2 separate regions of the Homo sapiens genome follow, and region 1 is linked to region 2. Evidence: read pairs that join two places in POLR2A ChIA-PET (ENCODE). Cell type or tissue: Panc1. All regions are shown on one strand.

Region 1 (2,500 bases), 370 kb after region 2:
CCAGGACAGGCAAACAACTCTGCTCCACAGGGTCATTCAGGAACCCAGCTTCCTCCATCTTGTTGCTCCCTTTTCTGCATAGTCAAAAGTGACTCAACATCACCTTCACCTTCTGTTCCTGCCTGTAGTGCGAAGAGGGGAGGAATTAGAGGGCAAACAGCTCCCTTCTAAATGATATACCTCAGAGTTGTACATATCCTTTCACTCATATTCCCTGACCCACTCTGTTTCCCTGACCAAATTTCCCAGGCTTTTCTACCTTGATCTGACCTTGTCTTTCTGGACCTTTGGTACCACTGTGCTCCCATACCTGAAGACTCTTTCTCACTGCAGTGCTACTCTTTCTAAGTTCCCACCCTACTTTGCTAGACATTTTTTTTCCATTTCCTTCAAAGAGACCTCCTGTTCCACTCACTCCCTAAATATCCTCTGGGTCTCTGTGTTCCACCCACAGCCCTTCCTGCCTTTTGCCCTCTCCCTCGGTGTGATGGCTTAATGTTGAGTGTCAACTGGATTGGATTGAAGGATGTAAAGTCTTGTTCCTGTGAGGGTGTTGCCAAAAGGAGATTAACATTTGAGTCAGTGAACTGGGAGAGGCAGACCCGCCCTCAGTCTGGGTGGGCACCATATAATCAGCTGCCAGCTCATCTAGGACAAAAGCAGGCAGAGGAACATGGAAGGACTAGACTGGCTGAGTCTTTCAGTCTTCATCTTTCTCCCGTGCTGGATGCTTCCTGCCCTCAAACATCTGACTCCAAGTTCTTCAGCTTTGGACTCTTGGACTTACACCAGTGGTTTGCCAGGGGCTCTCAGGGCTTTGGCCTGAGACTGAAGGCTGCATTGTTGGCTTCCCTACTTTTGAGGTTTTGGGACTTGGATTGGCTTCCCTGCTCCTCGGCTTGCAGACAGCCTATTGTGGGACTTAACCTTGTGATGGTGTGAGTCAATACTCCTTAATAAACTCCTCGTCATGTTAGTCCTGTCCCATCTAGAGAACCCTGACTAATACACTTAGTGTCCTCAGCCACGCAAAAGCTGATGACTCGCAGCTCTCCCTCCTCCGGGCAGGTGTCCTTCCTGACTTCTGGTGCTGAATGTCCACCCTGTCATGGACCTCTGCCTGGGGCTGTCTCACAGGCTCCTCCTACTTAGCATTCTAAAACCAAATTCCTCATCAGTCTCTTCTTGTATTTATTTTCATGAATGGCACAGTTAGCTAGTTGCCCATCCCAGGAAAAAGAAATCTGATAATTATTATTATTATTGTTTTTTGAGATGGAGTTTCACTCTTGTCACCCAGGCTGCAGTGCAATCACGCTATCTCAGCTCACTGCAACCTGCAGCCTCTACCTCCTGGGTCCAAGCCATTCTCCTGCCTCAGCCTCCTGAGTAGCAGGGATTACAGGCACCCACCACCGCGCCTGGCTAATTTTTGTATTTTTAGTAGAGACAGCATTTCACCATGTTGGCCAGGCTGGTCTTGAACTCTGTCCTCAGGTGAGCCACCTGCCTCAGCCTCCCAAAGTGCTGGGATTACAGGCATGAGCCACCCCACCTGGCCCTGATAATTATTTGTGATTCCTTTCTTTCGTTGCACCTTTTGCATACATTCAATCAGGTATCAGGTTCTGGCAAGTCTACCTCTTCCAGTTCCTCAAATCAGCCCTTCCTCTCATTCTCTCACTTTGGGGAAAGCCTGGATTGCTTCTCAAATACTTACGACAGAGGGTCTCTGAGGGATGTTCTTCTTCACATTCATCCTCCACCAAGTGCTGCCTGTTCAGGGGATCCTCCTACCCTTAGTGCTCCTGGGGCTCTTAGATGAAGCTCATACTCCTTCAGGTTATGCACATGCTCCCTCCCAAGCATCTCTTTGTCTATCTTCCCAGCCCCTCTCCCTCTTTACCCCAGGTGTGCCAACCACTCACACTGTCACCTACAGAGACTTCTTCAGCCTTTCTCCTAGTGCTGATTTCCAGCTGTCTGTCAAAGCTCATGCAATGTCTCCCAGGCCATACCTGCCTGACACTGTCAACACAGTTTTCCTTGCCTCTTCCTCATTAGCAGCTCCAGTGCTTAAGCACATTTCCCGACACACAGAAAGTGCTCTGTAAATGGCAAAAGAGTGAACTGTATGGCTCTTTCCATGTCCTACTCCACCTCCAATCATGCTACCTGCTCTGTACCTAAGCTTCTGAGAAGACCCTCCTCTCCTGTGGGGATGTCTGTAACTCTTTCTTCAAGAAATAATATTTTTGGCTGGGCGCAGTGGCTCACGCCTGTAATCTCAGCACGTTGGGAGGCCGAGGTGGGTGGATCACCTGAAATCAGGAGTTCGAGACCAGCCTGGCCAACATGGTGAAACCCTATCTCTACTAAAAATACAAAAATTAGCCAGATGTGGTGGCGATCGCGCCACTGCACTCCAGCCTGGGTGACAGAGTGAGACTCCATCTCAAAAATAATAATAATAATAATAATAATAATAATAATAATAATA
Region 2 (2,500 bases):
AATCCACCTGCCTCGGCCTCCCAAAGTGCTGGGATTACAGGCATGAGCCACCGCACCTGGCCAATAATAATAATTTTTCTTTCTTTCATTTTGGATAATTTCTATTGCTATGTCTTCAAGTTCACTAATCTTTTCTTTTGCAATGTCTAATCTGCCATTAATCACATCCAGTGTACTTTTCATATCAGACATGGTAGTTTTCATCTCTAGAAATTTGATGTAGGTCTATTTTTACCATCCACGTCTTTACTAAACTTTCTGAAATAAGGAATACGGTTCTAATAACTTTCAATGGCCCTCCAGCCTAGGTTCTCAATATTCATTTTCTTTCCAGTTAGCACCAATGTTGTTTATGCAATTGAAAATAATCAATAAGTAGCCTCTCTCTAGTGTGAACTGTTATAACCTCTTGACATTTTCATTGGAAGAGAATATAAATAAAATGAACAAATTCACCATTTGCCAGAATAGTTCCAAAGCTACTCAAAAGCAAATCGCAGATTTGGAAGCATTACCTTCCCAAATATGCTTTAAGTGCTCACTTGCGCAAAATTAAAACCACCAAAAACAACACAAAGAGATAGATCATTTCATAGTCTGCCTTCTGCTTATATGAAAAGCAAGAATACTGTGCAAGTTGATATCAGGGATTTAATATTTAAAAAACTAATTCCCCAGAGTATGTCAAAGGGTCAGGAAAAATTGAGTGTACTTTTAGGCATTTTGTACTGCTTCAGGCTGGACTCTGACCACTAATGCTCATGAAAATGACCAAGGCTCTCAGAGACCTGCCAAGCCAGTGAATCAAAGAAAGGCCAAATCCAGTTCAACATAATTTTACTATCATCTATATTTTATCATGTTCTTAAAATACTTGAAAACCAATCATCTAGGGCAGCAATCCACAGTCATGTATGGTCAGTAAGAAGATTCAAACCAGCTACACAACTTAATCCTCCACAGTGAGGAGAAACTAGTGTTTCCTGTGGGTTCATGTTCTAATTAGGCAGGTATGTGGACACTCAAAGTCTCAGCTGGCAAATTGATTCCTAGCAATAAGTCCATTCTTGAGCAGAAGGCCCTTTAAGGTATTAAATTAATTAAGTATTGTTCCTTTCCCTCTCCCACATGCTATGGCATTTATTCCATGTACACATTTATTCCATGGACACATCTCAGAGCAATGGCAGAGTCTTGATTTATCACAGTGAGTTTGTGCCTATGCAGCTCAGTTCCAGAAAATTTAGCTCTCTGTCAGAAGCTATTTACAGGCCCTCTGGACTGGTCTATAAATTTTCGAGTGTCCAGGATCATATCAACACTGTCTGAGAAGCAGAGTCCTGAGGTCATGGACAAAATTGGTCCCCATTAAAATGTCAGATGATGTACTGTCAATTTGGGAAGCTATCATCAATAATGTTTTTACTTATTTTCTTTTTTCCAGAGACATGCCTGACAAAAATAAGTGAAAAGCAGACTTGAAAAACAGTGGTATGACAGCAATGCCTAGTAAACATCTCAATAAGATCTACATCTCCAAAGTTAAAGTGATGTACAAAAAGGGTGGAAATTCAGTGCTTTCTCACCAACCATGACCAGCTGTAAAGCATGAGTGCTAAAAGTGGCTGACTGAGTTGTGTGATTTAAAGAACAATGAATTGCCACGCAACCCAAAATTTATCTCCCTGCCACACAAGAGCGCTCCCACAGATAAACTCACTTCTGAAATGCCCTTTCTAAGAAGAGTAACACCTTTTACTTTATTTTTAAGAGATAGGGTTTTACTCTGTCTACCAGGCTGCAGTACAGTGGCATAATCACAGCTCACTGCAGCCTTGAATTCCTGGGCTCAAAGCAATCCTCCCGCCTCAGCCTCCTGAGTAGCTGGGACTACAGGTGCATGCCACCACACCTTGCTAATTTCTTTTTATTTATTTTTTTATTTTTTATTTTTTATTTTTATTTTTTGTAGAGACAGTGTCTCACTGTGTTGTCCAAGCTGGTCTCAAACTCCTGACCTCAAGAGATGCTCCTGCCTTGGCCTCCCAAAGTGTTGGGATTATAGACATGAGCCACTGGCCCCAGCCTAGGTAACACATTTTAAATAAATTAATGATGATAAAATTATAATTACACTTGCTTTCAAACCCCTTCCATGTGCCTGTTTGGTCCTGTTCAATAGGTACTATTCTCCTCTCTATCTCGTGGGAAAAGAATAAGAGTCTCAGAAAAGTTAAGTGACTTGCCCAAGGTCCATGCAGGAGTCAGAAGTGGAAGCCCCTTATAAGGGAGCCCATTAGCTGGGGCCAATGCATCTGCTCTGGGTAATGTCCTAGAGGGGCAACAAGGACTGCTGAGTGCACAGGGTGGAGTGTGGAAAGCAAAGGTGCTAGACAGAAGCCAGCAGACCAATGGGACATCACACGGGGAGGGGTGCTGGGCAGCTAGCTGAGTAGCAGGCTGAGGACCCTCTATACTTTTAAAAGCTCAAACATGCCCA

Evidence for each region. ChIA-PET counts read pairs that join two places held together with the same protein. Peaks named below come from ENCODE experiments on the same cell type or tissue, not always from the same donor. Only the 100,000 strongest peaks of a DNase experiment are listed, where the experiment ranks them.
Region 1: POLR2A ChIA-PET joins it to region 2 with 5 read pairs; 2 of 35 experiments call an interaction of 5 or more read pairs at or near these places.

The regions. Positions count from the first base shown.
Region 1 is chr14:91,119,150-91,121,649 of GRCh38, forward strand. The region is part of intron 1 of DGLUCY (D-glutamate cyclase); the gene reads left to right. Among named protein-coding and RNA genes, the nearest start is that of SNORA11B, 6.0 kb to the right of the region's middle. RefSeq lists an enhancer at 196-1,395. In Panc1, no CTCF peak of the experiment used is centred here; a DNase peak (open chromatin) is centred at 972.
Region 2 is chr14:90,749,643-90,752,142 of GRCh38, forward strand. All of the region lies in intron 3 of TTC7B (tetratricopeptide repeat domain 7B), which reads right to left. Among named protein-coding and RNA genes, the nearest start is that of TTC7B-AS2, 54 kb to the left of the region's middle. In Panc1, no CTCF peak of the experiment used is centred here; no DNase peak of the experiment used is centred here.